Linked DNA regions of Homo sapiens: region 1 is linked to region 2. A link is an interaction called in ENCODE POLR2A ChIA-PET data of the cell type or tissue named here. Cell type or tissue: PC-9. All regions are shown on one strand. Links, peaks and the distances in the headings refer to the core of each region. The heading gives the core; the rest is flanking DNA. Region 1 overlaps USP39 (ubiquitin specific peptidase 39). Region 2 has its middle 14 kb from the start of TGOLN2.

What was found. Peaks named below come from ENCODE experiments on the same cell type or tissue, not always from the same donor. Only the 100,000 strongest peaks of a DNase experiment are listed, where the experiment ranks them.
Region 1: POLR2A ChIA-PET joins it to region 2 with 11 read pairs; 6 of 35 experiments call an interaction of 5 or more read pairs at or near these places.

The regions. Positions count from the first base shown.
Region 1 is chr2:85,635,132-85,640,505 of GRCh38, forward strand. USP39 (ubiquitin specific peptidase 39) reads left to right here. Exons shown (of 13, transcript NM_006590.4): 7 at 922-999; 8 at 2,238-2,305; 9 at 4,072-4,260. Among named protein-coding and RNA genes, the nearest start is that of USP39, 22 kb to the left of the region's middle. In PC-9, for the core only: CTCF peaks have their summits at 2,533 (motif pointing right) and 2,736; a DNase peak (open chromatin) is centred at 2,530.
Region 2 is chr2:85,310,972-85,316,345 of GRCh38, forward strand. No RefSeq gene overlaps it. Among named protein-coding and RNA genes, the nearest start is that of TGOLN2, 14 kb to the right of the region's middle. RefSeq lists an enhancer at 2,414-2,914. In PC-9, for the core only: no CTCF peak of the experiment used is centred there; no DNase peak of the experiment used is centred there; H3K27ac peaks cover 329 bases.

The DNA of each region.
Region 1 (5,374 bases), core at 316-5,315, 320 kb after region 2:
ATCATTCTATGGAGTTGTTAGAGGCCTCTGGGTTTAGGGAAATGAAGTTGAGGAAGATATACTATAGTCTTTGAGATTTTAATTGCGTGAGCAAAGAGGAACTAAATAGAAGCAAATCTTCGTTGAAGAGAAAGTAGTCATTATCTGGCTGGGCGCAGTGGCTCATGCCTGTAATCCCAGTACTTTGGGAGGCTGAGGCGGGAGGATCACTTGAGGTCAAGAGTTCGAGACCGGCCTGGCCAACATGGTGAAGCCCCGTCTCTACTAAAAATACAAAAATTAGCTGGGCATGGTAGCAGGCACCTGTAATCCCAGCTACTCAGGAGACTGAGGTGGGAGAATCGCTTGAACCCAGGAGGCGGAGGTTGCAGTGAGCTGAGATCATGCCACTGCACTCCAGCCTGGGCGACAGAGTGAGACTCTGTCTCAAAAAAAAAAGTAGCCACTATCCCTGAAATGTCTGAGTGGCAGGTTCCGTAGACAGCATTTTCATGGAATATTGTCAATCTGCTTTCAGAACCCCTTGTTCTGTATGCCTTTTCAGTCTGGGTGCTAGTCACTTTCCTAAAAGACAGGAATCTTCATGAGCTGCAGAAGGGAAGAAGGAAGTTTGAGCTCACTCTGGAGAAAAGTGGATGTTAAAAGGTCATATTCATTTGTTTTGGTCATCACTGAGTGATGCGATACAGTCCTGGTATGAATCAGAGAGCCTATGGAGAGAGTCAAGATCGGAGGAGTGAGAGCTTGACCTTGAGGAGTGCCAGCATTTAATGATAAGATAGAGGAGGATGCACGGCAGTTGGGATGGGATGGCATGGCCAGAGAGGAAGGGGGAGAACCAGGAATGCCAACCAGTGCATGGTTTAAGTTAACTCTAATGCCACTTAGCTTCAACGTTTTCCACCCTTCCTTTTTTTCCAGGAGATGGCGTTGACTTTCTGTCTTGGTTTCTGAATGCTCTGCACTCAGCTCTGGGGGGCACAAAGAAGAAAAAGAAGAGTAAGTCATTTACTTATAAAAAGGAGTTATTTTGTTCCCTTTTAAAAAACTTTGCGGTCGGTCGCAATGGCTCATGCCTATAATCCCAGCTCTTTGAGAGGCCGAGGTGGGTGGATTACCTGAGGTCAGGAGTTTGAGACCGGCCTGGCCAACATGGCGAAACCCCATCTCTACCAAAAATACAAAAGTTATTCAGGTGTGGTGGGATGTGCCTGTAGTCCCAGCGACTTGGGAGGCTGAGGCAACTTCCCATTCTTTTGTTAACTGTTTATCTGGGGTAGGCTAGTATCTATGTTATAGATAAACTACATGTTCTTTCTGAATAGGCCCCTCTCCATAGTTTTTGCTAGAATATGGTTATAGTCCCAATGATATTTTATTATATATATATTTTGAGACAGAGTCTTGCTCTGTCACCTAGGCTATGCAGTGGCACGGTCTCAGCTCACTGTAGCCTCCATCTCCCAGGTTCAAGCAGTTCTTCTCCCTCAGTCTCCCAAGGGTAGCTGGGATTACAGGCACCCACTACCACGCCCAGCTGATTTTTGTATTTTTAGTAGAGATGGGATTTCTCCATGTTGGCCAGGCTGGTCTCAAACTCCTGACCTCAGGTGATCTGCCCAAAGTGCTAGGATTATAGATGTGATGGTGTCTTGATGTGGGATTGTGGCCTGTTGCTTTTCCCACTGGATGGCCCTGCCCTCTCTACCAGGTGTCTTCAGCCTGTGTTAACCCTCTGAGCTCTCTAACTTGCGTCTTGGCAGGGTTCTAGAACTTGGTTGTGCTTTCTCTCTTGTTGCTTTGATCCTGTTCTGGCCCATCTCTTAGTCTGTCATTGTCCTCTTGTCTTCATTACAGTTTGGACATTGTCTCCCTTTGAAAGTAGCTTATGGTTATGGGAAGTTCCTTGGCTGTACCTTGTTTTGCTTGTGAATTTTTTTGTAATTCATGTATCACCATTCCTTCATTTTGAACACATTTACCTTTTCTTTTATGGACCAGGCCCTGTGATGGAGGATAAAAAGTTGTCTTAAGAGAAATAAAGTAATTATTTACACAAATAATTATAAAGGTACCCTGGTGGTATATAGTACAAAAGGAAACTTCTGTGTTTAGTGAGAGCTCTGTGTCTTTTGCTGGAAGATGCTGGTTTATTTCAGAAATTTAGAAGCTGGAAATATACTTCAGACATGTTTTCCATCCTCACGGAATTTGTCTCTTGCTTCCTGTTTGTGCAGCTATTGTGACTGATGTTTTCCAGGGGTCCATGAGGATCTTCACTAAAAAGCTTCCCCATCCTGATCTGGTGAGTTAATTGAGCCTGGGTCTTGGACTGATTCATATTGCTTGAGGGGACGTAGGGGAGATGAAGAGATGCTCAGAGAACTGACAAGCCTGCTTGCCCTGTGAAGAGGTTCAACAAAGCACCTGCCTAGTGGCAGCTCTGCCTGGTCCCTGTCATACTAGTGCACTTTTTCAGTTTGGGAGTTAGTGGTTGGATGTACTGTGCTGGTTTAAGTGTTCTGGCCACTAGGTGGTGCTGCTGTGTTTTTTCAGAAAGCTCAGCTAAGCTTTCTTTTTGTTTTTCTTAGTCTCCCTCTGTCGCCAAGGCTGGAGTTGCAGTGGCGCCATCTCAGCTCACTGCAACCTCTACCTCCTGGGTTCAAGCGATTCTCCTGCCTTAGCCTCCTGAGTGGCTGTGATTACAGGCGCTTGCCACCACGCCCAGCTAATTTTGTATTTTTAGTTGTGACGGGGCTTCACCATGTTGGTCCAGGCTGGTCTCGAACTCCTGACCTCAGGTGATCTACCTGCCTCGGCCTCCCAAAGTGCTGGGATTACAGGCGTGAGTCACCGTGCCTGGCCCTCAGCTAAGCTTCCTAGATGGTCTTAGAGCTTTTCTTTTTTGAGATGGAGTTTTGCTCTTGTTGACCAGTCTGGAGTGCAATGGCATGATCTCAGCTCACTGCAACCTCCACCTCCCAGGTTCAAACCATTCTCCTGCCTCAGCCTCCGAAGTAGCTGGGATTACAGGCATGCGCCACTATGCCTGGCTAATTTTTCTATTTTTAGTAGAGAAGAGGTTTTACCATGTTGGTCAGGATGGTCTCAAACTCCTGACCTTAGGTGATCCACCTCCCTTGGCCTCCCAAAGTGCTGGGATTACAGACATGAGCCACCGTGCTCGGCCCACTTTCTTTTTTTAATGGATTTTTTTTCCTTTTTGAGACAAGATCTCTGTCACTCAGGCTGAGTGTGGTGGCGTGATTATGGTTCACTGCAACCTCAACCTCCCTTGCTGAAGTGATCCTCCCACCTCAACCTCCCCAGAAACTGGGACCATAGATACACACCACCACACCGGGCTAATTTTTATTTTTATTTTTGTTTAATTTAATTAATTAATTAATTTATTTATTTTATTGAGACGGAGTTTCACTCTTGTTGCCCAGGCTGGAGTGCAATGGCACTATCTCGGCTCACCGCAACCTCCGCCTCCCGAGTTCAGGTGATTCTCCTGCCTCAGCCTCCCGAGTAGCTAGGATTACAGGCGCCACCACCACGCCCGGCTTATTTTGTATTTTTAGTAGAGACGGGGTTTCTCCGTGTTGGTCACGTTGGTCTTGGACTCCTGACCTCAGGTGATCTACCTGCCTCGGCCTCCCAAAGTGCTGGGATTACAGGTGTGAGCCATCATGCCCGGCCAATTTTTTTTTTTTTTTGTAGAGATGGAGTCTCACTGTGTTGCCCAGGCTGGTCTGGAAGTCCTGGACTCAAGCAGTCCTCTCACCTTTGTTCCCAAAGTGTTGAGATTACAGCCGTGAGCCATCACACTTGGCCTCAGGGCTTTTTAGATAGTCTGGTATATAAGCAAAATATCTTTAAAGAAGGAAACCTGTTGGTTCTTAAGTTAATCTAACCAGGTGGTGCATGCCAAACTGCCCAATCTCTCGGGCACTTCTCTTTGTTCTTTCAGATGAAGGAAATGTCGGCGTGGTAAAACATCGGTTCTGTGTTGGTTCCTATACCCGTCACACTCCTTTCCTCTCTTTTCTTCTCATTCATTTCTAGCCAGCAGAAGAAAAAGAGCAGTTGCTCCATAATGACGAGTACCAGGAGACAATGGTGGAGTCCACTTTTATGTACCTGACGCTGGACCTTCCTACTGCCCCCCTCTACAAGGACGAGAAGGAGCAGCTCATCATTCCCCAAGTGCCACTCTTCAACATCCTGGCTAAGTTCAATGGCATCACTGAGAAGGTAGCCCATTAACACACCTGCCCTGCCTATACTTACCCTCGCTCTCTCGACTTTTTCATTTTCTTTTTTTTTTTTTTTTCAAGACAGAGTTTTGCTCTTGTCGCCCAGGCTGGAGTGCAGTGGCGTGATTTCGGCTGACTGCAATCTCTACCTCCCAGTTTCAAGCGATTCTCCTGCCTCAGCCTTCCTAGTAGCTGGGATTACAGACATCCGCCACCATGACTGGCTAATTTTTTATATTTTTAGTAGAGACAGCATGTTGGCCAGGTTGGTCTCGAACTCTTGACCTCAAGTGATCAGCCTGCCTCGCCTCCCAAAGTGCTGGGATTACAGGCGTGGGCCACCACACCTGGCCCATTTTCATTTTATATGTAAGAATCACCACATGTATGTGACGTATTTATTATAAATTATATTGACTTTATTGAGCCTCCCAGACTCGTTGGTATTTCTCACTGGTCACCCCCAACTCTTAACTTATAGTGCCCCTTTTTATTATTTTTTGAGACAGGGTCTAGCTTTATCACCTAGTCTGGGTGATCATGGTGGCGTGATCATGGCTCACTGCAGCCTCAAACTCCTGGGCTCAAGTGATCCTCTCACCTCAGCATCCTAAGTAGCTGGGACTAGACACACTCCACCACATCCAACTAAGTATTTTTGTAGAGAGAGTGCTCACTTTGTTGCCCAGGCCATTCTTTAACTCCTGGCCTCAAGGGATCCTCCCACCTCGACCTCCCAAAGTGTTGGGATTACAGATGTGAACCACTGCCCAACCACAGTGCCCCCTCTTGTACTTCTCATATATCCTGTTTTCAGCTTTCTGCCTGCCTCTGGGGTAGTATAGAGAAAGGAAGGTCATTTAGGAGAGGAGAAACTCCAAAAAGTGGGGAGACATACTTTTTTTTTTTTTTTGAGATGGAGTCTCACTCTGTTGCCTAGGCTGGAGTGCAGTGGTGTGATCTCAGCTCACTGCAACCTCCACCTCCCGGGTTCAAGCGATTCTTCTGCCTCAGCCTCCCGAGTAGCTGGGACTACAGGTACATGCCACCATGCCCAGCTAATGTTTGTATTTTTAGTAGAGATGCGGTTTCACCCTGTTGGCCAGGCTGGT
Region 2 (5,374 bases), core at 68-5,067:
TGGTGGCACACAAGCCTGTAGTCCCAGCTTCTCAGGAGGCTGAGGCAGGAGGATTGCTTGAGCTCAGGAGCTCAAGACTGCAGTGAGTTATGATTGTGCCACTGCATTCCAGCCTTCTCAACAGAGTAAGACTCTGCCTCAAACAAAAAAGGTATACAATTCAGGCTGGGTGCGATGGCTCACACCTGTAATCCTAGCACTTTGGGAGGCCGAGGCGGGTGGATCACCTGAGGTCAGGAGTTCGAGACCAGCCTGGCCAACATGGCGAAACCCCGTCTCTACTAAAAATACAAAAATTAGCCAGGCATGATGGTGCGCACCTGTAATCCCAGCTACTTGGGAGGCTGAGACAGGAGAATCGCTTAAACCCGGGAGGTGGAGGTTGCAGTGAGCCGAGACAGCGCCATTGCACTCCAGCCTGGGCAACAGAGCAAAACTTCATCTCAGAAAAGAAAAAAAAGTAGACAATTCATTGGCTGTATGTTCAGAGTTGTGCACCTATCACCAGTCAATTTTAGAAAGTTTTTGTCAGTCCCAAAGGAAGCCCCATATCCTTTGAAAATCACTCCACATTTTGCCCATCTCCCCCAGCCCTAGGCAACCACTAATCTACTTTCTGTCTCCAAACTTGTCTATTCTAGACATTTCATATACAGTCATGCATCGCTTAGCAACTGAGACAACGTTCTCACAAATGCGTCGTTGGGCAATTTTATTGTGTGAACATCATAGAGTGTAGTTAGAAAAACCTAGATGGTGTACACACCTAGGCTATATGGTATAGCCTATTGCTCCTAGGCTACAAGCCTGTACAGCATATGCTACTGTACTGAATACTGTAGGTGACTGTGACACAGTGGTGAGTGTTTATGTATCTAAACATAGAAAAGGTGGCTGGGCGTGGTGGCTCACGCCTGTAATCCCAGCACTTTGGGAGGCCGAGGCAGGTGGATCACTTGAGGTCAGGCAGGTGGATCACTTGAGGTCAGGAGTTCGAGACCAACCTGGCCAACATGTTGAAACCCCATCTCTACTAAAAATACAAAAATTAGCCAGGTGTGTGGCACATGCCTGTAATCCCAGCTACTTAGGAGGCTGAGGCACAAGAATCACTTGAACCCGGGAGGCAGAGTTTGCAGTAAGCCGAAAGCGCACCACTGCACTCCACCCTGGGCGACAGAGTGAGACTCTTTCTCAAAAAAAACAGAAACAAAACATAGAAAAGGTGCAGTAAAATCTGGTGTAAAAGATAAAAGATGGGCCGGGTGCAGTGGCTCAAGCCTGTAATCCCAGCACTTTGGGAGGCCGAGCAGGGTGGATCACCTGAGGTCAGGAGTTAGCGACCAGCCTGGCCAACATGATGAAACCCCGTCTCTACTAAAAATACAAAAAGTAACTGGGCGTGGTGGTGGGCGCCTGTAATCCCAGCTACTCAGGTGGCTGAGGCAGGAGAATTGCTTGAACCCAGGAGGCAGAGGTTGCGGTGAGCCGAGATCGCACCGTTGCACTCCAGCCTGGGCAACAAGATCAAAATTCTGTCTTGGGGAAAAAAAAAACAAAAAACAAGATAAAAGATGGCATAGCTGTATAGGGCATTTCCCAGGCATGGAGCTTGCAGGACTGGCAGCTGCTCTGGGTGCGTCAGTGAGTGGTGAGTAACCATGACGCTGTACACTTAGGCAACACTAGGTTTATAAAGAAATATTCTTCTTTCTTCAAGAATAAATTAACCTTAGTTTAACTTTTTTACTTTATCAACTTAAACACTTTTTGACTCTTGTAATAACACTTAGCTTAAAACGCAAATACACTGTACAGCTGCACAAAGATATTTTCTTTATATCCTTATTCTATGAGCTTTTTTCTAATTAAAGTCTTTTTTGGGGCTGGGTGCAGTAGCTTATGCCTGCTAATCTCAGCATTTTGGGAGGCCAAGGTGGGCAGATCACTTGAGATCAAGAGTTTGAGACCATGACCTCAAAACCCCAACTCTACTAAAAATATAAAAATTAGCCGGACACGGTGGCGGGCGCCTGTAATCCCAGCTACTAGGGAGGTTGAGGCAGGAGAATCTCTTGAACCCGGGAGGCGGAGGTTGCAGTGAGCTGAGATCATGCCACTGTACTCCAGCCTGGGCAGCAATGCGAGACTCCCTCTCAAAGAAAACAAAAACAAAAACATTTTTTTTTTTACTTCTTAAACTTTTTTGTTTAAAACAATAAAAATATAGCAAATACATAAACCAGTAACATAGTCATTTCGTTCATTAAAAAGTACTATAGGCCAGGCGCGGTGGTTCACGCCTGTAATCCCAACACATTGGGAGGCCGAGACGGGCAGATCACCTGAGGTCAGGAGTTCGAGACCAGCCTGGCCAACATGGTGAAACCTCTCTACTAAAAATACAAAACTTACCCGGGCATGGTGGCGGCCGCCTGTAGTCCCAGCTACTCGGGAGGCTGAGGCCAGAGAATCGCTTGAAGCCAGGAGGTGGAGGTTGCAGTGAGCCGAGATTGTGCCATTGCAACCCAGCCTGAGAGACAAGATCAAAACTCTGTCTCAAAAAAAAAAAATACTGCACATAATTCTGTGTGATAGACTTCTTTGTATGACTGGCAGTGCAGTGGGTGGCTCCACCAATGCCAGCCTCTCCTTCCCCTGCCCCATGTGGCTGGGTCTGCAGCCTGCTCGGCCTCCCCTCTCTCAGACCGGGGGAGCTGAGGGGGTGAGGTAGAGACGGCCCAGGGGCAGAGCAGGGGGGTCGGGCTTGGTGCACAGGCAGACTCTGCCTTTGCTACTTCCTGCCTCTCTCTCTGTGACCCTGACCTCCCTTCTCCCCTGTCCCAGGACCTCTGGGAACTGACACTGTCCTGGCCAGGCCCCAGCATCTCACCCAGGCAGCCCAGCTAGAGCCATCTGTCCCTCTTGCCCTCCATCTGTGTTCCTGTGTCTCTTCCTCCTGAACACAACCTGAGGGCCTCACAAATATTTAGTTACATGAACGAAGCAGGCCGGGCACGGTGACTCACGCCTTCAATCCCAGCACTTTGGGAGGACGAGGCAGGCAGATCACTTGAGGTCAGGAGTTTGAAAATAGCCTGGCCAACGTGGTGAAACCCCATCTCTACCGAAAATACAAACATTAGTGGGTGTGGTGGTACATGCCTGTAATCCCAGCTACTTGGGAGGCTGAGGCAGGAGAATCGCTTGAGCACGGGAGGCGGTTGCAGTGAACAGAGATCGCGCAACTGCATGCCAGCCTGGGCGACGGAGCAAGACTCCATCTAAAAATAAATAAATTTTTTAAAAAATGGAAAAAGCAGAGGAGCCAGGGACCCGGCATCCCTCTGGCACGGGAATGGGAAGACAGCAGAAGAATCTGTGGGGGCAGTTTCCGGAACACCGGTCTCAGGTCATCTGCTGAGGAGTGGGGAAGCCCAGCTGTTTAGGTCTGGGGAACATCAGGTGCCCCACAGTGGCTGTGGCCTCTGCCATAGTGTAGTTCTTCCCTCCTCCCTCCAGCTGAGTCCTGAGATGCCAAGTACCAGTCAGGCTGCCTGCCTTTGCTCACATGCATTGGCATCCCTCTGGAGGCCTTGTGTTCTGATGTCACACTAAGAATCATGCATGTTCACTCACTCCGTGACTGCATAAAAGTTCATCCTGAAATCAGGCTGGTAATGAGCTGCTGTTCATGTGTGGTCTTCATGGGGGGAACCCAGTCATGTGCTCCACACTTCAAGACACGAAGGGGAAGATGGGAGGCAGTAAGCTTGACCTTCCTGCAGGTGCTGAGCCAGCTCATGGGGGCTGAGGACCAGGGCTGGGCTTTACCTGCCTCTGAAGGGGCTTGGAGCAGAGGCAGGGGAGGTGGAAGAATAGGAACCTGGGGCAGTGTCCTTCCCAGGCAGGAGGACACAGAAGAGCAGGCCCCTGCCAACATCAAGTTGAAACAGCTGTAAAAGTGGCCTGGGCACAAAGCTGGCAACTGAAGATAAGGCTCAGGACACAGCGAGCGGTCACCCTGAGGCTCTCCTGGGAGCAGGGAGTGGCTGTCTCCGGCCATGGTCCACAAAGGCACCAACCACTCCCCTTTGCAGGTGTGAAGCAGCAGCTGGGGACAGTTCAGCCCGGCTTAGGCATGACCTCTGTTTTCATCTGCCTGCGAGGCACCAAGGAGGACCTGCATCTGCCGTCCACCAACTACTATGTTTACTATGACACGGACATGGACCAGGCGTAAGGTGCACGTGTGTGTGTGGCCCGTGCCTCCCTGCTTGACTCAGAGAACGAGCAGAAGTTATGGAATGGGAGGAAGTAGGCAATTTCCAATTTGCACCTGGAAGTTTGTCACACCAAGGCTGTGGCTCAGCTTCACCCCTGTGGGGAGTCCCTAGGGACGAGCAGTCCTTGCAGTGGTTCTGGGGTTTTGAGGACAAAAGCCTGGAGATCGCACCACACTCTTGTCACACGCAGGATGGAGCGCTACATCTCCATGCCCAGGGAAGAGGCTGCGGAACACATCCCTCTTCTCTTCTTCGCTTTCCCATCAGCCAAGGATCCGACCTGGGAGGACCGATTCCCACGGGGGGCTGCACGTCCTGGGTGAGGGGGTGGAGGGAGGGGCCGGGCAGTAGTAATATCAGCTCTGATCCCCAGGCCGGTCCACCATGATCATGCTCATACCCAGCACCTACGAGTGGTTTGAGGAGTGGCAGGTGGAACTGAAGGGAAAGTAGGGCAGTGACTATGAGACCTTCAAAAACTTCTTTGTGGAAGCCTCTATGTCAGTGGTCCTGAAACTGTTCCCACAGCTGGAGGGGAAGGTAGGGGGTAAAGTATTTGGGGTGGTGACGGACCTCATGGTGCTATTTCTGCCCTTTCCTTGAGACAGGGGAATTGGGCCCCAAGACATGAGCCCCAGGGAAGGACAGGGCACCCAACCCCGGAGTCAGTGAATGGGAAAGAGTGGAAGAGGGAGGGGAGCCAGGATCTCACATGCCTGCCCCACCCTTTCTGCCCTCAGGTGGAGAGTGTGACTGCAGGATCCCCACTCACCAACCAGTTCTGGCTGCTCCCCGAGGTGTCTGCTACAGGGCTGACCATGACCTGGGCCGCCTGCACCCTCGTGTGATGGCCTTGAAGGCCCAGAGCCCCATCACCAACCTCTGACAGGTATACTCACTGCCCCATGTTGTCAGGACCTGAGACCCTGGGCCCCTGTCGCCCAACGTCCTCTGTTCCTGCCCTCAGGCCCTGCTGTCCCCTGCAGCCTCCCATCCCCTGAGCAGGGCTGCCTGGGCAGGCTGTGGCCCCTGTCTGATTGGAGCCAGCTCTGGGTGGCCCTCATGTGGAGGGAAGAGCACCAAGGCCC